4 separate regions of the Homo sapiens genome follow, and all the other regions are linked to region 3. A link is a loop called in an ENCODE intact Hi-C map of the cell type or tissue named here. Cell type or tissue: Caco-2. All regions are shown on one strand. Links, peaks and the distances in the headings refer to the core of each region. The heading gives the core; the rest is flanking DNA.

Region 1 (7,691 bases), core at 1,587-6,586, 140 kb before region 3:
AAGGAGCACACAACCTAGATCTCTCGCATGCGTAGTTCACAGTAGGGTTTGCGCTCCTATGAGAATTGAATGCTGCAGCTGATCTGACAAGAGGCAGAGCTCAGTGGTAATGCTCACTCCCCCACTGCTCACCTCCTACTGTGCAGCCTGGTTCCAATACTGGTCCAAGGCCTGGGAGATGGAGACCCCTGGTGTAGACAATAAGGTATAGTCTTAGTTCTACTTAGTGCCATTAATGGTTGCAGTGGAGTAGAGCATCATAGCTCCCAGCTTGTGTGCTTCCGTAGGACTGGGTAACAGGCGTGTCCAAGTAATTGATCCTCTCAACCCTTGGGGAACACAGGCAGGTCCTAGATGGCTGGAACCTTTAGGTCATTCCTGCCCCACAGTGATGTCTCACAATATGAAAAAAGCTGAGAATCCCTAGGATAGTGGAATGGACCTGGAAATCAGCATACCACTATGTATGTGTGGGCACCCTTTTGCAGGTCATTGTACTCTCAGAAGCTCAGTATCTAAGCCAGGTGGGCCAAAGCTTATTTCATGCTGAATCAACAAAGTTACATCCACCTGGGCTTAAAATGAGCTTATGAGGGGAGGCAGTGCCAGGCCTGCAAGTGGAATCCAAATGGTCCCAGGTGTGGAACTAACTGCTGGACTGCAGATGCAGAGAACCAAGTGGGTCATAGCATGAACAGAAATCAGACCCTTCTCCTTTCCTCTTGGTGCTCATATTTGTCAGACTTGGGAGGCTCTGAGAGGAGAGTGGCTGGTAGCAATGTTTAAAGAGGGCAAAAACAATGAGCTGGTCATTCACTTACCCAGTGGAAAGCCCAGGGAGGAACTCAACACATTTGGGAAGCAGTGACCAGAGTAACTTAGACTACATCTCAAATTATAGCCAATAAAGTGATTGTCATTTTTCTCGCAGAAAATGTACATATTCTCTGAGCTCTAGATTTTTTGACTGTGCCATTATTTCTGATATCCCAACAATTCTTTAACATCAGGGGACCTTTTACATATACTCTATAGAGCTAACAACATTTTCTATTACTAAATGGAAATGTTGTCCAGTATTTGTCTCCACTTTCTCTGGTAAGATATTCTGCCTCCTACCTGTGGACATTTAGCTACATTCCTGGTCATTAATTGTATAGTGAATATCTTGGCTGGCGAAATTTCTTAGTCCTTTTTTCTCTTGCTGTCAGAAAGCTTTCTGGAAAGTTTTATTTTGATATCACTGTATTAGTTTGCTGGGGCTGCCCTAACAAAATACTATACACTGGGTAGCTTAAAAGACAGGACTTTATTTTCTCATGACTCTGGAGGCTAGAAGTCTGAGATCAAGGTGTTGGCAGGTTTGGTTTCTCCTGAGTCTCCTCTCGTGGCTTGTGGATGGGTGGCTTCTCCCTCTGCCTTCACATGATCGTCTCTCTGTTTTCTAATCTCCTCTTCTTGTGGGGACACCGGTTGTATTGGATTAAGGCCCACCATATTTACCTCATTTTAATTTAATACCTCTGTAAAGGCCCTGTGTCCAAATACAGTCACATTCTGAGGCCCTGGGGGTGGGGGCTTCAACATACGAATTTTGAGAGGCCTGCAGTTCAGCAATAACAGTCACTAATAGCACTGAAATGAATCTGTGGCTGGCTCAGTCCTTCAGGGCAAAAAAGGATGTAGCAGATATCTGTTTTTAATTACACTAATAGCTCACAGGATTTTAGAACAGAACATGTCTTTGGAAAAGTCATCTCATCATATGCTGTTATTTGGCAGATTAAGAAACTGAAGCCCAGAGATGTTATGTGACATCCCTAAACATATACAACTGGCATCTGATGATGACCTGAGGGTGAGGCATATGGTCAGAACTTCAGCAGAAGCAAACTACTCTACTTACATATTCTTATATATAAAGCCAAGATAAAACCATGATTGTCTTTTTGTGGCCAGGAAATGTACTCATGGAAGAAAGCCTACTTATCGTCCTGCAAATTGGTAATTTTTCCGTGGTGACTTCTCTCCTTGAATCCTGGAGTTCCCACCTGGAATGTTCCTGGCTGCCTCTCTAGCAGTGATGTGGCTGTCTGCTGAGGTGGCCTCTGCCTGTGCCAGGGCCAGCAGCAGCTTCCTGATCCTGGCTTCCTGGTCCCAGTATGGCAGCCACAGCTGCCTCCTCATACTTTCAAAGCTGATGATAAAATCACAGAATCAGGAATCCAGCTGCCACCACTGCTCTGACACATTTTCATGACCTGCTTGTCCACAGATGTAGCAGCAGGGAGATAGCTGCTGTCTTACTGCTGTGGTTTAGGTCTTGCCTAAGTGCATCCAGAACCCTAGATCCAAGAGAGTCTGGGAAATGCAGATTTTAGCTTTCCAGACTGCAGTACAGAAAAGTACATAGAAAGAGGTGGAGTGAATGGAGAGTGTCAATCAACCATACCCAGCAAAGTTATACCGTGGGTTACATGGATTTTAATTAGTAAAACAGAAGGAATCAGTGAAGACTGCTGGGAACACTGAATGGAGAGGCTTCAGGTTTCTTTAGTATGGAGTTGAACTCAGGCCCAGTGGAGATCATTTCTTAAAAATGGTAAATGGATAACTTTTTCCAACACATATGCCTTCTGCAACTAGAGTCAGCATGCAATATACCAACAAATAAATCAAGAATGGGATTATCTGTTTTCAAAATTTGCCTGGGAACAAAAAGTATTTGTATCAGAGGCTGATATCCCTTGCCCCCTGCCCCATAGCCATTCTCTTCTTCTTCCTTTTAATGACAGAAACCCCCAGAGTTTAAGATAGACACATGGCCATCAAGCTAGCGCATAGGTTGGAAAACTATGGCCTGTGGGCTAAATCCGGCCCACTGCTTTTTTTGTAAACACACTTTTCTTGGATCACAGTGACACTCATTTATTTGTACATTGTCTATAGCTGCTTTCACACTACAGTGACAGAGCTGGATAATTGTGACAGAGACCACACAGCCTTCAAAGCTGAAAATATTGACTCTCTGGCCCTTTACAGAAAAAGTTTGTTGACTCCCGTGCTAAAGACTACAGTGTCTAGCCTCTCTTGCAGCTATGTGAAATCATATGACTAGCCTTGGTCCATGGAGATATGAGTGAGGGTGATACCTGTCACTTTTATGCTTTGGCTTTAAAATATTTGATGTATATCTTCTATCCCTCTTCCTTTTTCCTGTAGGCTTACCACACTTTTAATATAATGTACCAGATAGTTAATATTTTAGACTTTGTGGGCCATAGAGTCTCTGTCACAACTACTCCAGTCTGTCGTTGGAGCACAAAAGCAGCCATAGACAACACATAAACAAGTGAGCATGGCTGTGTTCCAACAGCACTTCACTTACAAGAGCAGGTGGCACTACAGATTTGACCTGCAGGCTGTAGTCTGCTGATTTCTGCTCTTAGAGATGACTGAGTAACACAAGGAAGGAACTCGAGTTCCTGAATGAACACATGGGAAAAAACTGCCCACCAACCTAGACCATTCCCCCAAGACTTGTTGATGAGAAAAACAAATACCTGACTTATTTAAGCCATCGTATGTTTGGGTCTCTCTGTTACCACAGCTTAGCCTTACATGGTGCATCTTGGGTTTGTAGATGATACCCAAACTTGAGAGATATTTTCTTTTTCTTTTTTTCCACTCTGTCCCTCAGGATGGAGTGCAGTGGCAGGATCTCAGCTCACTGAAACCTCTGCCTCCCTGGTTCAAGCGATTCTCGTGCCTCAGCTTCCCAAGTAGCTGGGATTACAGGCATGCACCACCACGCCTGGCTAATTTTCTGCATTTTTAGTAGAGATGGAGTTTCGCCATGTTGGCCAGGCTGGTCTTGAACTCCTAGCTTCAAGTGATCTGCCTGCCTCAGCCTCCCAAAGTGCTGGGATTACAGGCATGAGCCACCACACCTGGCTGAGAGGTGTTTTCTAATATTTGGTCAAGATCTTGATTCTAATGTTTGCAATTGAATGTTAACTGAGCACCTACTGAAGGCCAGTCTCTGTGCAAAGCATAGCAGGGGATGAAAAGATAAAAAAGACATATTCCTTCTCACCGCAAAGGACAATCCATGTGTTAGGACTTGGTGGTAGGTTGTAATCAGTTGTGAAGTTAGTCACTAGCAATTTACAACCTAAAGTTTTGAAGTTTGTGAATGATGTGCTGTGTCAGGGGACCTCAAGACCACCCTCAGGCTTCAGTGATTTCTTAGAAGGACTCACAAGACTCAGAAACTGCTATACTCATAGTTATGTTTTATTAAAGTGAAAGTTTACAGATTGAAATCAGCAAAGGGCAAGGCACATAGGGCAAAGTCCAGGAGAAACTAGGAACAAACCTCCAGATGTCCCCTCCCAGTGGAGTCATATAGGGGCCATACTTAATTTCCCAGCAATGATGTGTGAAAACACACATGAAGTACTGCCAATCAGGGAAGCTCCCCAGCCTTGGTATCTAGGGTTTTTTAACTGGGGTTCCGCTACATAGGCATTCAGCACCCATGTGACTGACCTCAGCTACTCAGTCTCTAGCTCCCCAGAGCAAAAACAGGCATTTATCAAAAATCACATTTTTAGCATAAACTTATCTGGTTATACTGGTACAGCCTGGCCCAAGGCCTCAGGCATACAAAAAACACTCTTATCATGCAGAATATTCTAAGAGCTCAGAGGTTTTGCCCAAGCCAAGGGTCAGTCCTGAAGAGAGGCTTTCTTTTGGAATGTGAAGAGTTTGAGCAACTTAGGGATTCTGAGTTAACCCTTTCCAGTGCATGTGCCTTTTATGTAAATAAAATAGATTTAAGCATATCCCCATCTTGCCTTTTGATATGCTTTTTGATTGGGATAGAAAAGGATTAAGTTACAGCTTTTTTGCTGGACCCTGACACAAGCATGTATAGAGAATATGATTGTCGGCTGGGCGAGGTGGCTCACGCCTGTAATCCCAGCACTTTGGGAGGCGAGGGGGCAGATCACGAGGTCAGGAGATCGAGACCATCCTGGCTAACACAGTGAAACCCTGTTTCTACTAAAAATACAAAAAAATTAGCTGGGCATGGTGGTGGGCGCCTGTAGTCCCAGGTACTCGGGAGGCTGAGGCAGGAGAATGGTGTGAACCCAGGAGGCGGAGCTTGCAGTGAGCCAAGATTGCACCACCGCACTCCAGCCTGGGCAACAGAGCGAGACACCGTCTCAAAAAAAAAAAAAAAAAAAAAGTATGATTGTCATCCTTCATAAGGGTGAAAAAGGTTGATAACTATCCACTTAATGAAGGGAATAAAATAAGAGCACATAAATTACAATGAAAAATCACAGAAAGGGGCCAGGCACAGTGGCTCACGCTTTTAATCCCAGCACTTAGAGAGGCCGAGGTGGGAAGATCACTTGAGGTCAGGAGTTTGAGACCAGTCTGGCCAACATGGTGAAACCCTGTCTCTACTAAAAATACAAAAATTAGCTGGGCATGGTGGCATACCCCTGTAATTCCAGCTGTTTGGGAGTCTGAGGCATGAGAATCGCTTGAACCTGGGAGGCAGAGGTTGCAGCAAGCTGAGATTGCGCCACTGTACTTCAGCTTGGGCGACAGGCTAAGACTGTCAAAAAAAGAAAGAAAGAAAAAGAAAGGAGGGAAGGAAGGGAGGAAGGAAGGAAGGAAATCACAGAAAAGTACGGCATGGGCTGAAAGGAAGAGTGCTCTCCAACATTGGAGAGATTAGGAAAGGTTTCAGGAAAGAGGTGGCTTGGAGATGGCCTTGATCCTTGGTAAGATCGTCACAGAAAGACTTAGGTGGCAGAAAAGGGATATTTGGGGCAGTGCAGAATGAGAGAATGGTGCAAAGGCAGTAAGGCATGCAAGTTGGCGTGTTTACATGGGACAGTGAGTAGTCACACTTGACTCTGGTGGGAAATGAGATTGGAAAAGTAGGTGGGAGTCATATTATGGAGGGCATTAGATTCTGGGCTGAAGATTTTCTGATACAATCAGCAGGCAATGGGGAGTACTCAGTCTTTGAAAGTTGTGCAGTGGAATATGTTCCTGTCTGTGGTTTAGAAAAATTCTTCTGCAAGAATATGATAAACTGAACAATGTTTGAAGCAGGACAACCAGTAACAAAGCTATTATGAGACAAAAAATAGTAAGAGCCTGAGTTATGGTCATGAATGTGGACAGGAGAAAATACTTACCAGAAACAATTTAGACACAGAATCTATAGGACTGTACTCTAAGAATTTGGTAAACAGAGGCATGTCAGAGAGAGGAATGGAGAAGAACCTAAGAGCTGTACATGCTCCATGAGTTAAAGTATAAAGTGACTGAGTAATTGTGTGCTACTGTAGGAAATAAGGAAAATAGGCACTAGAGCTTATTTGAAGAGGGGCTGGAGGTGGGGTGAATCACAGATAATCCATTAGATTTGGAAATGGTAAGTGTGAGATACCAGTAAAATGTCCAAATGATGTCTATCAGGCCATTCAAAGAATGAGTCTGTAGCTTGGGAACAGGTAATTTGTTTGAGAGTCTTTGTCATTGAGGTTCTGTGGGAATAAATGACATTGTCAAGAAAGAGAATGTAGAGGGAGAAGAGAGGCTGACTTGAGGAAGAAGTTTGGGGATACTGATAATTAAATGACAGACAAGGAAGAGGCATCAGAGAAGGTCAGAGGGAGAAGCAAAGGAGAATCAGGTTGGAAACCAAGGAAGGAAAGGGAATCCACTGGTTGCTGTGTCCTGGGAGGTGGAGCAGGATGCAGTGGAGAGAGACTGTTGAGCCTCACTGGCATAAAGAAAGGTGATGCTTGATGACCCTGAAGGCGGAATTGGCCAAATTTCAGGGTTTAGTGAGGGAGTACTGGGAAAGTAGAGGAGAAACTCTGCCATGCCTGGGGAGAAGCAAGAACTCCTGTGGATGGGGGTGGCTGGGTGGGAGACGCATGGATGGGACACAGTGGTAGGCCACCAAGAGTGAAATGCTAATTGCATAGGCACCCCAAAGCTTCCATGCAAGCTTAGCAAAGCAAGTGTCCCAAAGGGTTCAGATGATGACAAGTCTTTCTTTCATATGGAGCTGGGACAGATACTTTGCCAAAGCCTCTTTAAATGCTGGCGACACTGTGAACGCCCCTCAGGGACCACAGGGAAGAGGATCCCACAATCAATTATTATCTGGGCACTCTTTACTCATCGTGGAATTTGGCGCGCCCTTGGGTGCTGTGTTCCAGCTCAGGATCTCCACTTTTCAGATTAAAGAGCTGTTATAACTCTCTGTTTATTTTAGGAAAGATTAATGGTTCCCCCTCCTCGTTTCTCAGGGACAGACTTTAATCTGTCTAGAGTGAGTCATGAAATATATCAGCTCAACCGCTCTGGCTGCAAGATTACAGATATAAAATTGTCCGATTTTGACAAAAAACAGCTGCAGCCCTTCTTTTGATTTTGAGTCCACAATCACATGTGGATAGAGACAGATAGGGGATGTGCCTGGTAAGAGTTCCACGATAGGCAGAGACATAGGTCAGGAGACACAAGCCCTCCACCCTTATCTATAATCCTCCCAAGAGCCTCCAACTTGTCACCTTCAGCAAGATGTCTCTCAATTAATTCATGTCAGGTTAATTTAACTCAATTCAACCAACTCTCACAAGCTACTTTCA
Region 2 (7,691 bases), core at 1,294-6,293, 60 kb after region 3:
TTGGGGATTGGTATGGGGCAAGAGGAAAAATGAGGAGTCTAGGCAGAGTTTTTGTGATGAGGCCAAGATCTCCTAATTCCATGGAAGAAAGTGAGATGGCTTGTTTAATGTGGAAAGGACTGAAGTTGTGGATTCAAGGATCAAGGATATATTTTTCCCCTGGACTGTTTCTAGGCTGGAGGAGCTGCACAGGATTCACAATTGAGGCTACAAGATAATCTGCTACAAAACTTTTATTTTCCCACCATCCCAAGCACACCACCCACCTCAAGGCAGGAGCCCAGATGAAGCATATGATATTAATTCTCAAGGGTTAAAACACTTTTCAGTATTGAAATTTGGGAAGCTTGAATACTTGAAGGTCACATACTTTGTTGGTGGCAAAATGAGCTCTAGATCTCATCTTGTTATTAGTCTGCTAGGGCTGCCACAGCAAAATACCACAGAGTAGGCAGCTTACACAAGAGATTACTTTTCACATAGTTGTGGAGGCTAGAAGTCCAAGATCAAGGTGTCGGCAGGGCTGGTTTCTGGTGAGGCTTTCTCCTTGGCTTGCAAATGCCCGCCTTATTGCTGTGTTCTCACCTGGTCTTTCCTCTGCATGCATGCCCTAATGAGGCTTCTTCCCCTTCGATAAGGAATTCAGTTCTTTTGAAGAACAGTGCCATCCTTATCACCTCATTCAAGCTTAATTACCTCCTTAAAGACCCTGTCTCTAAATAGAGTCTGACTAGGGGTTAGGGCCTCAACATATGAAATTTGGTGAGACATAATTCGGGCCATAACACTCCCTAACTCCCCATCTAATGTTCTCTCCACAGCAACACACTACACACCAACAGCAATGTGTGTGCAATGGGTGGTAGGAGAATACTAATTTCATTATTAAGTTGTGAAAAATCAGTGTTTTTAGAGAGATTCCAAATAATTATGGCACTCTTGGGTATTCACAGGTATTTTTTTTTCTTTGTTTCAAGTTTTAATCGAAGCTTGTATATAAGATTACTTTATTCCTGCATCTTCTCAATTGTTTCTTCCTTGTATTTGCCCTTTTCCTTTCCTACTTGGCAAGATTTGGCTTTCCGTTCAAGGATCTTTTCACAGTCTTTGTCCAGTTTTAGCCTAGTGATAACCACCTTGCTGGGGTGAATGCCTACGTGGACAGTTGTGCCATTAGCCTTTTCCCGCTGCACCCGTTCAATGTAGATAACATATTTCTTCCTGTAAACCTGGACTACTTTGCCAATTTGCTGACCTTTATAGTGTCCACGTACAACCTGAACTTCATCATCCTTTCGGATGGGCATGGATCACACGTTGTACTTCTGTCTCAGCTCTTTGGAAAGAGGGGAAGACATAGTCTTCCTTCGAATGTGGGAAGGTGCATTGAAATGCCTTTTGCGATTCTTGCTTCGGTCGGAAGTCACAAAGGGATTAAACTTCATTTTGGCCACTCCTGCTTCGGTGATAGCCGCAAAAGGGAAGAGCCAGAGGTATCTAATAAAAGGTAATAAATGAAAAAATAAAATGCTCTTTCTTGCTCTAATTTTAAGGCCACTTCAAGGATGCCTTGAGGGGTCATCTTTTGATATCAACCAGAATTTACAGACTTCAGTATTTCTACTAGGTGCTTTAGCCTGGATGAGAGGCTAAGACAGGAAATTTTGCTATTTTATTTAATATTTTTAAAACTGTCATGAGAAAACAGGATTGGATGACAGATGGCAAGTATGTGACATATGTGACATCATTTTATCTTCTACCAGTGGCAGACATTACTTAACAATCATGGCATTCACTGAACAGAGCTTCAGAATACATTCAGTGCAGTGCCTCAAATAGCATTTTTTTTTTTTTTAAAGAAAGGGTATGTGACTTTGGGAGACTGAGGCAGGTGGATCATGAGGTCAAGAAATTGAGACCATCCTGGCCAACATGGTGAAACCCTGTCTCTACTAAAAATACAAAAATTAGCTGGGTGTGGTGGCATGTGCCTATAGTCCCAGGTACTTGGGAGGCTGAGGCAGGAGAATTGCTTGAACCCAGGAGGCAGAGATTGCAGTGAACTGAGATCGCGCCACTGCACTTCAGCCTCCAGCCTGGCGACAGAGCAAGACTCTGTCTCAAAAAAAAAAAGGTATATGAAGAGATGAAATAATGTTGCCAATAGCTAGCATTAATTGTGTGCCTACCAAGTCCCATACATTGTTTAAGTTCTTTACACATATAAACCCATTTTTTCCTCATGACCACCCTATCAAGTAGGCACCAATAGAATTAACATTTTTCTGGTGGGGACAATGAGGCACAGGCGCCCAGCAAAGAAGTGGAAGAACTTGGATTTGAACTCAGGCCATCTGGCTCCAGAGCTGTGATCATTGTCATTCTGCTATACTGCTCTCTCTCACTCTAGGGGCAGTACTAGAGTTAATGGGGGGATATTGCAAAGAGTCAACTTGGGTCAAAAAAAGAAAATAACTTTTTTTTTTACAGTAGGATGGTTCCAATAATTGAATTGATAGTCACTTGTAATATTCATCTCCCTATCACTAGAGACACCAAGCAGAGTTGTAGAGCTATCTGTTAGGGTTGTGGTGCAATTAGTTTCTGAACTGGATAAAGAATGGAGTGAGTTGGGTTATAGCACTTCAACTTCCATTTGGCTCTAAAAGTCAAGGATTCCTTGACTTAAGCAAGGATTCCTTGACTTAAGCAGTGCGAGCAAAACTAGAAGGAACCACAAGTGACATCCTTCCTGATTCCTTTTTACCATATCCTTTACCCCCCAGCATTGTCGAGCAGAAAGAATGCCCAAAATTTGAATAAATCACACTGCATTTCAAAAATAGACACTCACTAGATGCCATATAAAACTCACACAGCCCCAGAATACAAACAGTAGTTGTGAAAAACTAAACTGAATTCTATCAAACCATTGTTCCTTCATTAGTCTGAGCAGTCTTACTCCTCTTCTTATCACACTTTTCTGGGAAAGGGGACAAGTTACAGCAACAATAAAAGTTAGGTAAGTTTGTTAGTTGTCAATGAAGTTGACAATGTCTTCAAATATTAACTCTCTCTTTATCGTGCCTCAAGAATGGCATGCTTTGCAAGGCAAGCATCCTTCTCTGGAATGTGACCTTGGCCCTTCCAAGGAGCAGCAAAGAAAAATGCCATCCCTATGAGGTTACCATTTACTGATGGGAAAGAAAATTAATGGCGGTTGCCAAATCATTGCAGATGAAACTCACATATGTCAAATACTGAGGAATCTTCTAATACATTATGTGTCATTCCTTCCAAGATTTTTATCCAAACAGCTCTTCTACACTTCTGAAAGTCTGTAGTGTTACACTGTGAGCCAAGTGTGAATGGCCTGTGTCACTTGTACACAGCTCCTGTGACCTCCTGTTTCAAGACAGAGTTTGACCCTTTCCTTGGACCAGCTCCAACCCAGACTGTAGCCTTACTTCCTAAATTTTTTTTTTTTTAGACGGAGTCTCACTCTGTCGCCCAGGCTGGAGTGCAATGGCGTGATCTCGGCTCACGGCAACCTCCACCTCCCAGGTTCAAGCAATTCTCCTGCCTCAGCCTCCTGAGTAGCTGGGATTACAGGCACACACCACCATGCCTGGTTAATTTTTTTTTTTTTGTACTTTTAGTAGAGACTGGGTTTCACCATGTTGGTCAGGCTGGTCTCGAACTCCTGACCTCGTGATCCACCTCCCTCAGCCTCCCAAAGTACTGGGATTACAGGCTTGAGCCAGCATGCCTGGCCCTTACTTCCTAAAACTTAAAGAACAAAACTCACAGAGGAGTCCCTTCTGATTGACTGGTATACTTCAGAGGACCCACCCCTAGGATCAGCTTGAGTCCAAACTCCACTACTGAACCAACACATGGCACCTTGGGTGAGTCACTTAAGGCCTCCACTTTCTGTCACTTATTTTCTGATACCTGGAATAGAGATAGTGACCTTTGGTCTTGACTAAATCACAAACAAAAAAAGTGAAGATAAAAGAAAACTCAGTAATATATAAAGACTGGTTAGAAACACAGGCGTAACAGAGACACAAGGGCAGTAGAGTACCCTTTCAGTGATTCACTTACAGAGGTAGTTCTGGAGAGTCCACAGGGGGTGTAGTTATAACCAGCAGGTGCTAGTGTTTATACAGGACGGATCAAAATCTGTCCTCAGGATTTAAATATACTAGACTATTGAAACTGGATACCTAATTCCAGGTTTGAGTAATTATGAAAAAGTAGATGTATAGTTGCAGTGGGGGAAAAAGGTTTATGTTTCCATTTAATAGTTTTCCAAATGTATGTTCTGAGAAAGACTTAACAAATGGGTTTATAAGGATCAAGCAGTCTGCTACTAGACCAATGTAAACCTAAACAACTAAATAGAAAAAAAATGTTGTTTTGAAAGTTGGGTTTTAGATTTTAAGGAGATTTGGAGGGAATAATAGGAAAGATTGTTAGATAAACTTGTTTACTGCTTAAGAAAAAATAGTCATAAGTTAATACATGATGATAGAAATAAAGGAAGAAGAATGACAGCTAACATTTCTGAATACTTACATTCTATGTATTTACATCCTGGCTACTTACATTCTTTCCCTATTCTAAGCACTTTTCACGTATTAACTCATGTCCTCATAGCAACCTTCTAATCTAAGTATTATAACATTATTATCCTCATTTTACAGATAAGTAAACTGAGGTAGTAATCATCCTCTTCTCACTCTTCTCAGCAATCAAACTTCATACTTAAGACCAGCCTGTGAGGTGTGCATTACACATCCTCTATGTGGTTGGTTAATGAAACTGAGATTCAGCCATGTTCAGGTCATACAGTTGGCAACATCAGAATGTGACCCTGATCTCCTAACTTGAAGAACTTTCTCTCCTGAATTGGGATGCCATCCAGTTAAGCCATAATAATGTGCTAGAAGTCCTTGTCTAAAGACTTTCTGAAATTAGATGTCCTCTAATGCATCGTTTAGTGTCTTGGTCCCACACTTGTCTTAGCAGGTCAGCTACATCTGGAAGTGTGTTCAGTCCTGGGTCCTGCTCCAAGCAGGATTTCAGGGCAAGGGCATGGCGCTGGGCGAAAGGTCACTTCCCTTTTGAGATTCTCTGACACTCTGCCCTTTCTTTTTAAGTATCCGGGCACCACTGGGCCTTGAATTGTCCAGGCTACTATCCAGTTATTTCTTAAGGATAACTTTGGCCATCCAAAATAAATCCCAAAAAAGTGACCAGTTAAAATAGTATATTGACAAATTACTACCATGGGTAATATGCATTTTTCTTTTTTTTTTTTTTTCCTCACATATTTTGCTAACTGAGAAAAGGTTGGCACCCCTTGTCTGGTTCTCTGGTCCAATCTATTTGTGTTTCCAAGTTTTGTACTATTAGACTAATAAAAAAATAATGCTCAGAGACTTGTCAGACTTCTTCCTGTATTGAAGCTGACCACTGCACACCCCTGAGACAGTCCCTATGACCGGGTGTTCACCTTGAGGTCATACAGTGCATGGGAACAGTTACATAAAAGCCAAAAGAGGGGCTCAGCATGAGGTCAGGAAGCAGCCACAGGCAGCAATGATCAGCTCTTGCAGTTGTATTCCTGCAGCTCACATGCTCTGCATTTGGGCTGACTTACTCAAAGTTCACCCAAGTAAGCCATTGGATTGATCATGAAATCAGGATTAATTCCCCTGCATGGGGCCTCTGGCCTCTTTCCATCAACATTTTTAGAAGGGTAAAATTTTATGTGTTTTTTAAACTAATTTTTTCTAGTCTTTTCCTTTCATTCATCTGTACTATTGCTTGATTGTAACCATAGTGCATATACAATGGTTTAATCCTGCTTTTTATTTACTTAGTGGCTTATCATGGGCTTTTTTGTTATAGTTGTTTTCTACATAGCCTTCATAGTGACTGTTATTATTTGGCTCATGAGGCAGCCATTTCTACTCCCCTGCTCCCTTGCTTGTCTTCCATTATAGATTAAAACAAAAACCCCAGTGTTTCTAAACACCCTGGTGCCAGGAGTACTCATGTACTAAAAGGCCAAGGAAACATGAAGAGACGTCTACTGAGATACTTTAGAGAAGGATTTTATTTTCCAGATAAAAGGGACAGACATAAAAGAAGGAGAGGTGCTGAAATCACTCTTCTTTTCTTTTCTTTTCTTTGTGCCTTGAATTGGGTCATCATGCCTGGAGTTTCAGCAGCCATATTGCAGTCATGAGGAGATAGGTGTGCAGACCAAACGCCAAGATGCTAAGAATGGCAGATGTAAATGTTAGAAAGTGTTTAGACCAACCCCAGGACCTCTCACTTCTGGACTTTTTGTTTTGCGAATAAGAAATGTCCTTAGGGTATAAGCCTCGGTTAGTCAAGTATTCTGTTTCTTACAACAAAAAGCTTTCCTAACTGTTGGGGTCTTTGCAATCGTCATTTTAACTTTGTTCAAATATGCCTAGATCCTGCAAACCTTGGCAATAGCAGGCAGTTTGTGGAAGTATTTCATGGAACCTTCAGGTAGCTTTGGGGAGTGACCAGGGTGTAAGAAAGTTTGCTTGATGGCACAGGTTGCGACTAGTCTAACTTTGTCCCCTTGCCTTTATTTCCTGGAAGCTGCCTCGTGGCTCAAGGCAGAGGCCTGGTCTATTATTTACATTTTTCATGCCCCAAGAGTGTCTCTGAGAGATTCCCTAGGTATCTGACATACTCACATGAGGCTGACAAAGCATTAGGCTGAATTGTTAAAATTAAGCCAGGAGCTGGAAACCAGGCTGATTATCTGTAAAATTTAGAGGGTCTTGGGTAACTTGTCTTCTTTCCTTCCAACTTCTTTCCTCCAGTTTCCCCTTCTCCTAACTGCCTGTGTCTCAGCGCATCTACTCTTTTAAGGCCTCTTCAAGTTCTGAACCTTTCCCTGCCCCCCTTGCTCATTCTGCATCCCTTTTGCTCTCTTAACCAGCAGTCACCAAGGAAAAAACAGCCTTTCCCAGGATGGCTTCTTGGGCCTCTTGGGCCCACGTGCTGAAAGAGTATAAATCCCAAGGTCCAATAAGTTAGAGAAGTGTTGCCTGCTGAATGCGTCTTCTAGGAAATTCACTTTGTTTATCAGGATAGAGAAATTGTTTGAATCTCAATCAAGCCACTATTTCCCAAACATATAAGACTTCCAATCCTTTATTCCATGTTAATATTCTGTATATGCAGGTTCTACCCATCATTTGGGGGGAATATTGTGCTGAAGACACTCTGAAGTGACTGATCGTAGCCACAACTCCAAATTCTCTAATTTTGCACACATTTCCCCAATCCTGTAGGCTAACCCCAAATTCTTTAGTCTGGCTTTTTAAGGTCCTCCACAATATCTACAATCTAGTTTGGAAGCCTCATTTCCCATTATTCTTCTATATGAACTTTCTGCTTCAACAAAACTCTCCTATTCCTTGTTCCCTAAATAGTCTCTGTCCGTTTCTGCCTCCCTATTTGCATACATATTCTTTGGGGGGAGGGGCTTCTGAAATTTCATAAAGACGAGGAGAAGTGTCAGAAGTTCTTAATTAGTAATTTAATATTGTATCTTTTGGGATGCTTTGTTGCAAGCCACAGAAATAGGCTCTACTTAATTTAGGAAGAAGAATTTATTGAAAGGACACTGG
Region 3 (7,691 bases), core at 1,367-6,366:
GAACAAGAAATTATTACCGGGGATGAATGGGTATTAGATTATAATAAAGAGGTCAATTCATAAAGAAGACATAATAATCCTAAATGCGTATGCGTCAAACAAAGTAGCTTCAAAATACATGAAACAAAAATTGACAGAATTGAAAGAGTAAATAGACAAATCCAGTTATAGTTGGAGTCTTTAGCACTTCTCTCTCAGTAATCAAATAGAAAAAATAGACAGGAAATTACTAAGAATGTAGATAACCTAAACAGCACTGTCAACCAACTTGACCTAATTGACATTTAGAGAGCGCTTTACTCAGCAACAGTGGTACCTCAAAAATATTAAAAGAATTTAAATCTTCCAAGGTATGCCCTCTGACCATGATAGGGTTAAAGAAGAAATCAATAACAGAAAAAGATTTTTAAAATCCCCTAATATTTGGATATTAAACAACATATTCTAAGTAACCCATGGGTCAAATAGGAATTCACAAGAGAAATTGGAAAACATCTTGAATTGGATAAAAATAAAGATTCAAAAGGTCAAAATTTGTAGTACAGCTAAAGCTGTAATTAGAAGAAAATATGTAGCATTAAATGCTTATGTCAGAAAGGTAATTGGAAAACTCACAAAATTGAAAAGAGCAATGGAGAAACAGAATCACAACAAGCAAGAACAAGGGACGAGGCAGTAGCTAGACACATAGCCACGATCATGCTTCCCAGCAGCTCTGCATCAGTTGCAGGCTACTGGCTGCCACAAGTTGCCTGGAAGCCTCTCTTGGCTCCAGAAATTGGTTCTTACCACCCCAGCTGTTGCCACCCATAACAAGAATGGTTTCCTTCATTTCTTGACACCAGCTCTCTCTTCATAGTCCAGAGCTTGAGAGTCTGATTGGTTGAGCCCAGGCCATGTTCTTCTATCCTAGCTATAAAAGTTGATAGGAGAGTAAGTGGCTTAAGTGTTCAGTTTCTGTGGTGGCAGGCTGTGTCTCCAGTAACAACTCAGAAAGTGAGGATCTCTCCAAACAAAAGAAACAATTTCAGAAAAGTTATCACTGTGCCATGCCACCATCTTTTCCCAGACTCCTGTTTTCCTCCCAACAGCCAATCATTCTCGTTAGTTTCTAGAGTAGCCCCAGAAAAGGATACATATGTGTAAATTTCTGTGTCCCTCCCCCTTCTTTATAAGTGAATAGAAATTTATAAGGTTATTGAGTGAGACTTTCCCTGATACTGTGTAGCTGGTTAGAAAGACCCAGACCTGAGATCGAAGTGTACCCTATAGTTTAGAGAGGATTTTGATTGGTAGCGTTTGGGAATATTGGCAGGAAAGGGAAACTAATGTCTCACTCCCTGACTTGCTGCCTGCCTCACATGGCTGGACAACTGGATATGAGATTTAAATAGGACATGAATGAAAAGTCTAAACTAAACTAGACTGAACATTGTTTAATTATGACAATGAGCCCTACCCAAGATGTTGTTTGTCACATGATGGCAAAGGAGACTTTGACAGAGTGTGGTGAAAGTATTTATTCATATTGGTGACAGTACTTAGTTGCAGTCAATAGAATCCACTCTAGCTAGCTTTAAAAGAGTTTTATTTAGGTATATAGAAGGCTCATAGAACCACTGATAAGGTTAAAGAATCAGACTCCAGGCTGAACCCCATGGACCTGACCTCAAAAGCATTTCTGCCTCTGCCACAATATAAAATGAACAAACAAGTAAACAAACAAACAAATCAGGAAGCCACCACAACTTCTGGCTTCAAGACTGTTTTTGCTGATAGAGGCCAAATGAATGCTCCATGTCCTACCTTCTTAAAATAAAGTTAGTTTTAAATCAAAATTTTTTTGTAGATATAGTTTATTTTTGCAACCTGAATTATACGTCCCCATCATTGGGGCATGGGAAATGGCAATATATGGTTGTTGTTTTTGATTCTACATTGGAAAATTTGGATTTAAATTATGGGAAATATTAGAATGTGGAAAAGCGTTTAATAGATTTGGGGCAACACAAATGACAGTATTGACTATAGCTACCCTTGGAAAAAATAAATCATTTTATGTTAATTCACATTGAACTGAGACTGTGCAAAAAACCGGTTGAAGAAATATATAGCTATGAACTACAAGTTATTGTTGTCATTTAAAATGTATCTATATCTGGTCGGGCGCGGTGGCTCACGCCTGTAATCCCAGCACTTTGGGAGGCTGAGGCGGGTGGATTGCTTGAGGTCAGGAGTTCAAGACCAGCCTGGCCAACATGGTGAAACCTCATCTCTACTAAAAATACAAAAACTTGGCTGGGCATGGTGGCATGCGCCTGTAATCCCAGCTACTCAGGAGGTTGAGGCAGGAGAATTGCTTGAACTTAGGAGGCAGAGGTAGCAGTGAGCCAAGATCATGACACTGCACTCCAGCCTGGGTGACACAGCAAGACTCTGTCTCAAAAATAAATAAATAAATAAAAATTTAAAAATAAAAAATAAAATATATCTATATCAGTTACACATAGATTTGCTTTGGTTTGTTAGCGGCTGTATAATATTTCACCATGAGGATGAACTCTATCATATTAAGCCCTCTAATGATAGAAATTCAAGTTGCTTGCTATCTTTTACTATTTTTTTCAATAGCAAAAGTTTTTTTTTTAAGCTGCAATGCAAATCCTGGCACACAAGTGCAAGTATAACAACATCTTCCATGATTATGTCCCTTCTAAATAACAGGCTAGAATCTCTTTGCTTTTTCCTCCTGAGTTAAATAAAAGGATCCTTTTGTTCCTCTCAAGAATGTACTACATAATTTTAAATCCATTCTTGAATAAAAGTAACAGCAATAGAAACAGACTCGTGGCAGATGTAGCTCTCACATCAGCCACCAGCTACGTCTGTGACCTCAGGCAAGTCACAAATCCCTTTGGACTTAATTTCATTACCTCTAAAATGTAAGGGTTGGACAAGGTGATCTCTGAGGCCCAGCTACTAAACGGTGGTCCTTAGTAGTGTCTTTAGGATACGTAATATTGCCTGAACATTTTATGGCATCAATAATTATGCCTTTTAGGTACAGTAACTTTCAGTTTCTTCTCGTGTCTCCATCCCTTCTCACTTTCCCAACAGCAAAAGCAGCACCTCAAACAGAGTAGATGGTTAGTAAACCAGTTATTGACCAATGGGACAAGCCTATTGAATGAGAGACAAAATTTGAATTTATCCATTCATTCATCATCCAAAATAACCAACCCTGTGCTTTGCTTGTATTTCAGTTCTAGAATATTATTTCCCAAGAATTTCTATACTTCCCTATGGCTAACGAATAGAACCATCCTTTACCGATTCCGTTCTTTTGCAACTGGATTATTTAGTATTGTAAAGTATGGTTATAAAGTAAATATTTTTTTCCCTTAAATTTATTCTATTAGTAATGTACTCTTTAGTCCTTTGGAAAATTTGGAACTCTAAATAATCCAAATCCCTTCATGGAAATCAGGCAAAACCTGTTCGAAGAGTTTCTCTTTAATGTCTATGAAAGTATTTTGTAAATGCCCCACCTTAATGCAGCTCTGTGATTGTGGACAAAAAAGTAGAGCCTGGGGTCTTGAATGGACAATGGATTATAATGAGGTAGATAACCTTGGAGCATGGTGAGAACAACATACACTTCATTGGGCAAATCACATTTTGCCTCACTAGCTGTGTGGCCTTAGGGGAGTTACCTTACCTCTCTGGGCCTCAAGTTAATAATACTTTCTTGGCAGGGCTATTGTGAAATCTAAACAAGTATATGTAACATGTCTGTCATATGTAACCCCCCCAATCATAGTAGTTGTTAATATGATTACCCATGCAGAGTGATGTTGATGAATACAGAAGGCATTCTAGAATAAATGATGTTGAAATGGTAGGCTAAATGCAAAGCCACAGTGAAGAAGGCAGGGCAGCCTGAACCAAGTGTAAGGAACTACCCTTTAGCTTCCACGAAGCCACCTGAATGGAATCTCCTGCTGTCAGCTCACCAGACGCAGTCTCCACAGGTTTATGTAAAAGCTGGTTATGCTCTTAATTTGGTCCACTAAAAAATTGTCCATTGTCTCCTGGAGTGACCTTTATGCCGAAAACATCATCTAGCTATTCATGCAGAGGTGTATGCAGTGTGTCTGGGCTATCTTGGAATGCCTCTTCTATTACCACATTCAGAACATCACTTCCGCATTCCCTCCTCTCCAACCCAACTGCTGCCTTGTCTCAGGCTGTTATCCACCGTTCCCTGACCCTTGCACTGGTCTTGCCTGGAGCCTCACTCCTCTATGAGCTGTCTTTAATCTGGCTGCCAGAGTTATTGCTCCACTCCCTCTCTGCTGTCTACAGGGGGAAATCATATTCTTCTGTAGCACTTACAAAAGCCTCCATCACCTCTCCTCCTGCCTCTCCAACCTAATCTCCACCATTTCTTGCCATTCTCTCCCCACCAAGCCCCGCCCAATCAAACTCTACTCTCCCAGGAATACTGATCTATTTACATGTCCCAGAATGTTCTATGTTTTGTATTGCACATAGAGTTCCTCCTGTCTGGAATGCCCTCCACAAATGTGTTCATTTGAGAAGCACCTACCAGTTTTCGTGATGTCTTCCCTGGCTCCTTTTCTCAGCTTAGCTGTGCTCCTCCCCTGCACCCACCCAATCTTCCAGACAAACCTCGATAATGCAATTGCCTTACTGCAGTGTAATGCTTTGTCTTTGGCCTCCCACAGTCATATCACAAGGCCCTTGAAAGGCTCTTTGATAATGAGAACTACATGTGTTTTCATCTTTATATCCGTGGGACTTAGAACAACACTTGGCACATAGCAGGTGCATGATAAATGATGGTACCTGCTCTCTGTATCAGTTGGGAATGAGTTTGGCTGCAAGTAACAGAATACCTGGCTGAGAGTATTTCCCACAGAAGTAACACAGGGAATTATTTCCTACAGATAACAAGGTTTCTGGAAGCAAGTAGTTGCTGGTGTTGGCTTAGATATTCACTGATGCCATCAGGGTCCCTGGTTCTATCTTTCCCCTTTCAGTCTATTCTCAACACAGCAGCCAGAGTGATCTTAAAATGTCAATCTCAATCAAATCATGTCACCCTCTCCTCCAACCCTCCAGTGATTTGCTTAATGATTTGCTTGTTTTGCTCAGGGGAATAGCTACAGTCCTTATATTAGCCTCTAATGCCCTGCCCAGGGTGAATACCTACTTTTCTTTTTTCCATAATACTTATCACCATGTGACATATTATAGCCTTTATTTCTCAGATGTTATATATTGTCTTTCTCTCCTGTTACCACTAAAAATAAACACCAAGGAGGCAGGGATTTTGTGTGCTTTTTTCACTGCTGTGTCTCTAGCAACTAGAACAGTGCCTGGCACATAACAGACACTCAATAAATACTAGTTGAATAAATAAATGAATGGCTCTTTCTACTTTACCTCCCTTCCAGTCTAAGCTTTGTCTTCATCTTTGTTGCCTCATGGCTACATGATGGCTGCTGCTTTCCAGACATCATGTCCATGTCCAAGGCAAAAAGAAATTGGGGAAGAGTAGTGCCAGACACATGGGCCCTCTTTATCACATAAGCAAAACTTTCTCAGGAGTCCCAAGCTGACTTTAGTTTATATCTATTTGGCTTGGGTTATGGCACAAGCTACCAGCAGCAGTGAGAGAAACTAGGAAAGCAAGTAGGTAACTGGGCACATTGCTGCCCTGAGCAAGATCGATAAGAAGAGAAGGGCTGGACATGGTATCACTAACTGGGTCTACTGTGAAACTGCTAAAGGAAGAACCCAAACTTTGGGAACAAAATGGGAAATGCACCACCCTCTCCTAGAATCATCTCTGCCTCACATCCCTTCATTTCCCAGATGACCTGCCCTTGGCCACTGAAGGAACATGAAAGGCACAGGCAGCCTGTGGCCTGAGGCTCAGAGAGTGCAACAGAGACCTTAGTGTCTGCTCCCTTGAAGCTCACCGGAAGGCCAGCATATAATAGCGTTCAAATAATTGCATCTCTCAGGCTTGCAAGCACGCTCAGCATTGTTCAGGCAAACTGTGCCTTCCTGTGCCTCTGAACTTGGTCACCGCAGATCAGCCCTGCCCAGTCTTTGGGTGCTCCAGACTGCACACTGATGAAGAAACTTTGGCAACTGTTAAATTGCCTGCAGATGGGTCCAGTCACGCAGAAACATTCATGCAGTGTCCTCCAGACCCTTTGTGTGCTTCCCCGGATACAAGAGAGTGGGACCTGGACCCCCCCTCTGCCCAGCAGGCTTATGCTGCTCTACATCCTCTGGGGAAGTGACTGCAGCTCATTTGAACCTAGAAGCAACCATGTGATTCTCTCCCAGGCCGTGGTTCTCCTGACACATGTAGCAGAAGCCATTCCAGGAAGAAAAGGTGCCTGGACCCTGGATATTAGGGCCTGAAGCAAGGCATCACCAGGAAATTCTCTTCAGTTATTTTGGCTCTGACCTCGATTCCATCATGATGCTTGTCACCACATTCTTCACTAGGTGAGGGGCACCATGAGGATAGTGACTGTGTATTTCATCTGTTTGTACCTCTAGCACGTAGCACACTGCCTAGTACCATAGCAGGTGCCAAATAAATAGGCACTGAAAGAATGAATGAAAGATTCCCTGAAAATAGAATGTGACAGGCATGTGGAAGCGAGAGGGGAGAGGGAGCCTGAGGCACCCTGTGGGTGGTACAATACTTCTTCATAGCCTTTGCGTTACAGTCTAAAGATTTTACCAGCTTCAAATATTAAACACCTAGAGAGATTTTTTTTTCCACTTTTGCTGTCTTAAGCTCATTAACTTTCTTCAAGGTTTTGCCCATTGTTGCCACTGGAAAGAAAGAGGGAAAAAATGTTAGCACGTCCATGGAATTTGCAAAGTTACCAAATAGTTTAATATCCAGGTAAATCAATGGCAGCTCAAAAATTCCATGATTGTGTAATCCTGCCTCAGCTTTTTAATATGAGAATATTTACCACTGAAGGAGTACCTTGATCCCCTCTGACCAGCTGTGAGCTTATTAGTCTAATTCCCAAGTAACTCTAATCAAACATGATCATTTAAAAAATCTTCAGTAGCTAATCTTCCTCTCATTCAATTAAAAATATCTGTCATCTTCTCGATGTGACATCCAAAGGCTGGGAGTCCCAAACCTTGCTAAAAGAGAAAAGACATTTTCCCTATATCATGTGCTGGGGTATTTCCAGGGCTTATAATGGTGAGAAAGAAATGCTCTCCTGTATCCTATGCCAGCCAGTAGCATTCTGTCCAAACAATTCCCACACACTCCCACCCAGATGAATTGTATTTAAAGAGAATAGATTTTCACCTGAACACTCTATCTGATTTAGAACTCTGCTTTTCTCCATGAATGCAGAGAGAAAGCTATAATTCTTCACAATCATGAGCATCTTTAGCCTTGGGAAGTATGTCAACGTGCTGGAAGAAGGTAGTTGCTTCTCAAAGGCTGCCATGTTAGAAATCCATATGGCCAATGTTTCTGCCATTGTTCCTTTCCTGCTGTGAGGAAAAGTGCCTATGTAGTCTCTGGCTACACGTGATTGTCCTGTGTGATACGATGCCATGATCTGGCCGTCTCTTACAGTACAGCTTTTCATTCCGAGATAGCCTGTCGT
Region 4 (7,691 bases), core at 1,528-6,527, 90 kb before region 3:
TTGTGCTGCTAATACTGAGGGCATTTTAAAACGTAAACAGGGCCTAAAAGTAAAAGCTAGATCTGGAAAGGAAAGGGACTATTCTGCAGAAGGAACACATTCTTTCCAAGTGGTTTGCATAATTTCCTATGTCGCTTTCATGTTAGAGAAAACACATAGGTATTTTGGATGACTATGTAGACCAAGTTTTCATATCATCTCAGAAATATCACTGGGGCTGGTTTGGTTAATTGAAGAAGGCTTGTTAACTTTTCTTTCATGTGTAATTTAAAACTGGAAAATATGAACGTGCTATTTTCTTGCTTTCAGACTTTGTTACCTTCTGCCTTTGGACTTAGGCAGGCTCAAGCGGTGTATGTATATATGTCTGTATGTGAGTGGAGCTGGGGGAGTGGGGAGATGGGAGGGGTTGGACAAAAAAAATTAGAATTTGTCAATTGTAAAAGCCCTGGTAACATTCAGCTTCTTGTGTTCAATATAGGGCCTATTTATTAGGCTATTGTTCTGAGAGAGGATTTTCAAGAACAAATTTAAATCTCTCCTTCAAGAAACCAAAGGCCGGCCGGGCGCAGTGGCTCACGCCTGTAATCCCAGCACTTTGGGAGGCCGAGGCGGGTGGATCACGAGGTCAGGAGATCGTGATCCATCCTGGCTAACACGGTGAAACCCCGTCTCTACTAAAGATACAAAAAAAAAAAATTAGCTGGGCGTGGTGGCAGGCGCCTGTAGTCCCAGCTACTCAGGAGGCTGAGGCAGGAGAATGGTGTGAACCTGGGAGCTTGCAGTGAGCTGAGATCGCGCCACTGCACTCCAGCCTGGGTGACAAAGCGAGACTCCATCTCAAAAAAAAAGAAAAAAAAAAGAAGCCAAAGACCAAGACTGAAGACCCTATTGGTTCTCCCCATAGAGTAGAGAAGCCTCATGCTTCTCAGGACAGTAAGGCTACGGCTTCATGGCGGAAGGGTAAGTAATAGGTTTCACCCTATCTAGAGTAGAGTAGTACTCATGCATCTCTGGATCTCCACCAGGCCCTGGCCAGCCTGAGGGAGAGACTAGATCACCAGTTCACCAGCACCACAGTTCCCCAGGTGGGCAAGGATCCCTGTGCCAGAGATTCCAGCAGCTAGAGGACTCCCCCTGCACCTCCAGGAGGTCATGGAAACCTTAAGCTACAACCACCTTCTCCTCTCCCTCTTTTCCATTCACCACTTTAGGGGGAAAAACAGATGGGGAGGGAGAGTGGTGGGAACAGGAAAGGAAGGAGGAAGCCTTCTAGAAGGCTGAGAATTTGTGCCCAGGAGTAACTGTGACTCAAAGGCACGGTTTACATGACAAGTTAAGGCTAGGTCCGAAATCAGATAGGGCTAAATGTTAAATTTTTAAAGGTGTGCAACAGAAATGAGTTATCTTGTCAGATTAGTTATAGGAAAAGAAGCCACATCTTACATTCTATCTAGCTGTGCTTATGGACTGTAGCATGAGTGGATTTTGCTTCATTTGCTTCTTGTTTCATGAATGGCTAAGTGTGTGTTTATGTGTGTGTGTGAGATGTGGTAGGTGTGGTGGGGAAAGGAATAAAATATAGTTTCACTGGGAACATACTCAGTCACACATGAGTCCCACTAAAATGAAATTGTAGAAAACATCCCAAAGTATAAATGTATTTGGCAATTATATCAGACATTTTAGCATTAAATATCTCACTTCTCACTGGTTCCTCATGGCAGAGTCAAACCAGAGGACCTTAACCAGTGCTTTCCGAACACAGACGCCCACCCCCCAAAATGTGATTTGCAAAAGGACCGTAAGGCACACTCTCTACCACCATCACCATCTCCATCATTACTTGCAGCGAGCATCTACTAAGCTTACTCTATGTTAAGTACTCAGCATTCTCTACTAAATGCTTTACACGATCATATTCAGTCTTTGCAACAACCATACTAACATTATCCCCATTTTAAAGATGAGGGAACTGAGGCTCACAGATGAAGTAAGTATTTAAGCCAAGAATCAGGGTCATGTATTAATAGTTCCAAAGCCTATGCATGTTTTTTTCCATTCTACCATGCCATTTTCAAGCTTCTTTTGAAGATGACACTTTTAGAGAACTTTCTGGTATCTCTGAAGTTCAATTTTTGGGCTTTCTGTTCTCTAGGTTCTATGTCGATGTGGCTCAGAGCCAGTAGTGTAGGGTACAGGAGAAACCTTCATCACCTCATCTTCTCAGGGCCCTACTGCAAGCCAGCATCTCCCCTTCTTCCTCTCTGCTTCAAGATCCATGGAGGTATATTCTAATATTTTCTAGTATAGTTATCTTTATTTCAGTTGGTTAAGTATCAATTTTCTTATCTAATATCCTGAAGCACTTCTCTCTACCACCTGTCTTATTTTTATCCATCTCTAGGTATAAAGTTTTTGATAAAGAAAAGTGTCATTAGACACTACCTTCTCTTTATCAAAGGTTTTCCAGTACGTTAATAAGGCTTCTCTCTGGGAATGTTTTACAAATTTCAAATTGGATAATCAATTTAAAATATATGCAATCCAGCAAAGAGACAGCAAATACCACTAACGCTCTTCACTTGGTTTGGCCAAATCACTCACCTGGGAAAAAGTAGAAATACACCAAAATGCATTTAGAAAAATGTCTGGACTCTCAGAGCCCCAGTGTTTCCAGACAAACACTGACAGTTTTAGCTTTTCCTATTACCAAGGCAAAAGGTTTTGCTTTTGATTCTCAGCTTTACAGGTTTCTTTTACCTTTGTCAACCTAAGTTTTCCATATTTGTTAACCTCTTTTAAAGACATGCCATGTACAGTAGCGCTTCCTGGCTAGCATGCCCATCTTGTTCCCCAGCCCACTGTGCAGGCCTTGATCATTCTTTAAATCCCAGATCCTAGTTCCCTCTTCCATGAATCTTCCCAGACCTTCTCAGCTCCCATTCATTTCCCTTTCTTGGGAACCCTACAACACTCATTAAGTGAATCATTACTTCTGGCATTTAATTGTGTACTGCCTGAACTATTACTTATTATTTACATGTATGTATATCTTCTCTTTCCAGTGACAAAACCGGTTTCTTACACGGAGGTAATTTTGTTTTGCCACATATAAGTCCCTGCAGAATGACAAATAGACATTTAATAAATGCATATTGAATGGATGAAGGCACTTTGTTTCAAAGGGATAACCCTGGAGTTGATTTGACTCAGGAGAAAATACAGCTCACACAGCTCATTGGAATGCTTATTGTTTTGCCATTTCCTTGTAGTGGAAAGTCCCAGTCAGTTATCAATTAATAGTATCAACAACCATTTTATCTAGTGCTTAACAGGGGATGACATCCAGAGGTAACTTCACAGACAGAGCCTGTTGTGAAACAGGTTGAATTCTGCCACATTTTACTACCTTCCTGGTCTCAGACCAATCACTTAACTCCTGCAATGCCACATGTGGAAAATATATTCTGTTATCAATGAGTTTACAAGCCTGTGATACTACGCTCCAGAAGCCAGCAGGAATGTGATACTGGTGTAACTGAGCCCCTGGCTTTGCAAGTTTATACACTTAAGCATCTCTGAGTGAAAAGCAATTATATAAACACAAAGGAACCATTATTAGAGAAATCATATTTATGTTCCCATATTGTATGTGGTCAGAGGAAAGCAAGACAAGGGCAAGACTTGGGCAAGTGACAAGACGTATTAGCAGTGGCAGCAACAGTGCTGGGTAAACAGTTGTAAATCTCAAACGCTGAGCCGTGTTAACATTTTACAGAATGCTTTGATCCTTTTCAGTAAGATACAAAGCAAGAATAAATTCACACAGCCTCCTTGGAGGTCAGTGTGATTTCTCTGTTTCTGTGGAAAAGCACTAACTAGTCACATGCTAATTCACAGTTTGATGCTCATCAAACTGGAGCAGATGGTTAGAGGTAGGGATGACATACAAAAAAAAAAAAAAGAAAAAAAGAAAAAAAAAGAAGACTGGTTTCCCCAGAACCTGAATGGAGATCCTGCAGCTAAAAGAGGTCACCCATCTCTCTTTTGGGTGTTCTTTTTAGACATCCAAATGCAGACTGGATGGTGCCTTCCCAGAAGAGCATGTTGTGGGTCATCTCTCTGTGGGGATAACTGGGGAAGGAAGCTTCCTCCCAAAGGACATGCAGCCAGAGTATGGTTTTACAGTAGAATCTAAGAATATTAATAATTCGTTGAACATAAATGACCAAGGAGCTCTATTTCAGTAAGAAGTTTCCGGGAGAAGTTTCAAACTGTTGTAACTGCCAAGTATTAAGGGGCAAGATGCCACTAATTCCCAGTGGATTAAAAATACTGCTAGTTTTTCTCAAGGACATTTCAATCTTGGAAAGAGTATCAGTTTAGAAACACAAATTAAATACTATCTTTGAGATGAAATGAAACCTGAAGGAATTAGACAATTCACCAATAAGAAGGACTTTTCTCAAGTAATCTTTGAACTGTGTGTTCTAGAAAGGACTGTATGTACTGAGTGGAGGCAGGGGGATGAGAAGAGGAGCTGAGGAGGAGGAGTCTGAGGAATGTGGCCTGGGGCTACTCAGATAAATTGTTACAAAGGAGGAATGTGACCTAGGAACCAATCTCCATCTCTTGAGGTGTCTGGGCCAAAACATGTTTTATGACTTTGATGATAGAAAAAAATCTATGTATTTTGACTGCTGATATAATGAAGATCAAAGCTACACAATTTGGATGAAAAGAACCCTACTGTCATGTTTCAAGTTTTGCAAAATAAATGATGGAATGATCTTTAGATCACATGGCTGAATGTGAAGATTTGAGTACCTCACAAAAAAAGAATCTTGCAAATGTATACAGAGAAAATTATGATAATGCAAATAAAGCCCTTTAATTTATGTTGCATGAAAGAAGTTTAAAGTAGGAGTAAGTAAGCATGAGTCTATGTTAATAGAATAGCCACCATAAATAGGAATATTTATCCATTGTTTACAAATCCATAGAATTATTAGATGAAAACTATACCATTCTAAATATGTAGGACTCTTTATCATCCACTTACAAAAGTAATGGCTTTAGTATCTATTGTTTACTTATGTCTCTACCATTCCAGAAATTGAGTAGAGCAGGTAGCGCAGAGGGAGGGAGAAGCAGCTTCAGAGGTCAAGTCTTAATAGACAGGCCCTGGACCTTGACCTTTGGACACCCTAACTGGGCCTCTTCTACCAAACCAGACCATGAGTTGCCCCCAAACCAATTCTTCTGAAGTAACCAAATGTATCAATGAATGAATATTAAAATGAAACTTGAACAAGCCTCAAGTGCAAAGGGGACTAAGAATGGAGTCTGGTAGGGAGAGGCACCCCAAAATGAGAGTGGTGCAGAAAGAAAATTAAAACAATTCTGAAAATGGGTTTCTTTCATTTCCGAGTTTTGCTTCTGTCAATCCTTGGGGACCAGGAGAATATGGCAGCACAGGTGCTTGAGAACAGGTTGTGCTGCGATTTAGAAAACCTATTGACTTTAGAGAAGTTACATAGCCTCCCTGGGCTTCTGGAACCTCATCTGTAAAAGGAAGAGGTTGGATTCAAAGATGTCTTTTCTGCTCTAATATGTTCTGGTTTCACCAAGCAAGTCTTTGCCTGGCATCTAGAAAAGATCCTCAGCCCAAACAAAGCAACATCATCCAGAAGGAAAATGCCCTTCAGGTCTGTTTCAGGACTTCAGTGTTCACCACGATGGTGAGTGACAGCCTTTCTTGGCCACCAGCTGTCTGGAGCGACCCAGAGGAGTGGCAGGCATTGCCCTCAGCGGGGCAAGTGAGGAGGAGCTGCAGAGGCAGAGGAGAGACAGCAGGGTGGAAAGTGACTCAGGAATGAGACTGCTCTCCCCATTCGACTCTCAGTCCAAAAAACCACACTCCTATTGTGAAAATTAGACCTTTGAGCAGCGTTCCATGTGTTTATTCTACTTGTATCAAAGAGGCTTTCATCTCCCTAGAGCAAATTATTAACACATTCCACCAAAGTTGTGAGGGTGGAGGCCTGGCCTTGGAGAAAAAATAATCACCATCATAATAAAGAGTTGCCCGAAACGTGAACTTAAGAAAAACTAACATAAAAGCCCCCACTTTTAATGATAGTGGTTGGAAAGGCGCCAAGGTCCTTGTGCCCAGGGGAGCATGGTTGGCTGACTCCTTGTCCGTGGGCTGACCCTTCTGTGTCCAGGAATTTTCCATGAGCAGGCCGTAGTGTGGGAGGTGGGGACTTTTGCAGGTTCAGCAGGTTGAGGCACTCACAGCCAGTTGCCCTTAGCCTTAACTGGAGACCAGATTTTGTTGGCTGAGTGAGCAGTGGCTCTCGATTCCAGGCAATAAATCTTTGCTTCTCAAGATCATTTGGTTGGGAAGAGGAGGGAGAAAAATAGAGAGGAGAGAAAGAGGGAGAGAGAGGAGAGAGAGCGAGAGAGAGAGAGAGAAAGAGAGAGCAAGAACAAGAGCCAACTCTCAGATACAGCCAAGAGGAGCAACAGATATAAAGTAAGCCCAACAATATTTCAGTTTCATGAATGGATTATTCCCTAAAGGGCTGTGAGGAATAGTTTCTAGATAGAGATTATGCCATTTTCTAAAGCAAGTTCACTTGATTTACAGGAATCCTTCGATGCTTAGGCACCTCCTTTGAGATACAGTTAGACTATATGAGTAAAGGGCCCAGTCCAAAAGAGATAATAGAGAATACAGGGAATTATTTACTGCTGCTGAAAACAGGACCCCGGGTTCAGACTTTGCTTTTGTTTGCTTTTTAAAAAATGTTTCCAAGTAACTCCAAAATACATGATACCTCAAGTCTCACGTGATTGTAACAACCAAGATTCATGAATAGCCATGAATGTGTTGTTTGTCATTAACATCAGTTTTCTCCCTTTGGGGCTAAAGAAGGAGCAGAAAGAACAGAGAAATCAGAATGCGAGTGGGACTTGTACTTCATAAAACAGCCAGAGGATCCTCCTATAAAACTGCATGGGATTTTTGGCTTTGTCATCTGGGAAATTGAGAATTTGCCTGTGATGTGAGGAGTGACTGCTGACATCAGTGGAGATGGATGAATACGTTTTGTATTACACCAATAATTAGAAGGGATCTCAAAAATCCCACCATTTCACCAGTTTCATACATAAATTTTTAAACTTTGGCTAGCAGTGATGAGTACCATTTGCTTAGCACTTGACTGCTTCAGAATGCCTTTCACAACGATATCTGTGCTATTTCTTTTATATTTTCAACTTTTAAAAACATTTTAATTGAGATATAATTCACATACCATAAAAGTCACCAATTTAAAGTGTACAGTTCCATGGTTTTTAGTATATTTGTGGTGTAACCACAACTACAATCTAATTCCAGAACATTTACATCACCCCCAAAAGAAAAGCCCTTTCCATTAACAGTCATTCCCGATGCCTGTCCAACCCTCAGCCCTTTCTAGGCAACCGCTAATCTACTTTCTGTTTCTATATATTTGCCTATTGTGGACTTTTTATATAGATGGAATCATACAGCTGTGGTCTTTTGGGTCTGTCTTTTGCTTAGGATAATGTTTTCAAATTTCATCCATATAGTAGCATGCATCAGTCCTTTATCATATTACCCAATAATAGTGTGGATATAACACATTTTATCTATCCTT

What was found. A loop is a pair of places that touch in the nucleus more often than their neighbours do. Peaks named below come from ENCODE experiments on the same cell type or tissue, not always from the same donor. Only the 100,000 strongest peaks of a DNase experiment are listed, where the experiment ranks them.
Region 1: it touches region 3 in a loop (6-fold over the local background); 2 of 110 quality-filtered maps call a loop at or near these places.
Region 2: a loop joins it to region 3, with 7 times the contacts of the local background. A loop is called at or near these places in 2 of 110 quality-filtered maps.
Region 4: it touches region 3 in a loop (6-fold over the local background); 5 of 110 quality-filtered maps call a loop at or near these places.

What each region holds. Positions count from the first base shown.
Region 1 is chr5:56,303,545-56,311,235 of GRCh38, forward strand. The region is part of intron 2 of LOC105378977 (a long non-coding RNA gene); the gene reads left to right. Among named protein-coding and RNA genes, the nearest start is that of ANKRD55, 74 kb to the left of the region's middle. In Caco-2, for the core only: no CTCF peak of the experiment used is centred there; DNase peaks (open chromatin) are centred at 4,547 and 4,657.
Region 2 is chr5:56,503,628-56,511,318 of GRCh38, forward strand. It overlaps C5orf67 (chromosome 5 putative open reading frame 67), which reads right to left. Exons shown (of 6, transcript NR_161255.1): 6 at 7,655-7,691. It also overlaps the pseudogene RPL26P19. Among named protein-coding and RNA genes, the nearest start is that of LINC01948, 26 kb to the left of the region's middle. In Caco-2, for the core only: no CTCF peak of the experiment used is centred there; DNase peaks (open chromatin) are centred at 3,134 and 3,874.
Region 3 is chr5:56,443,216-56,450,906 of GRCh38, forward strand. No RefSeq gene overlaps it. Among named protein-coding and RNA genes, the nearest start is that of LINC01948, 35 kb to the right of the region's middle. In Caco-2, for the core only: no CTCF peak of the experiment used is centred there; a DNase peak (open chromatin) is centred at 4,256.
Region 4 is chr5:56,353,064-56,360,754 of GRCh38, forward strand. No RefSeq gene overlaps it. Among named protein-coding and RNA genes, the nearest start is that of ANKRD55, 120 kb to the left of the region's middle. RefSeq lists an enhancer at 5,939-6,083 and a cis regulatory region at 6,005-6,018. In Caco-2, for the core only: no CTCF peak of the experiment used is centred there; DNase peaks (open chromatin) are centred at 3,718, 4,558, 5,838, 6,228 and 2 weaker places.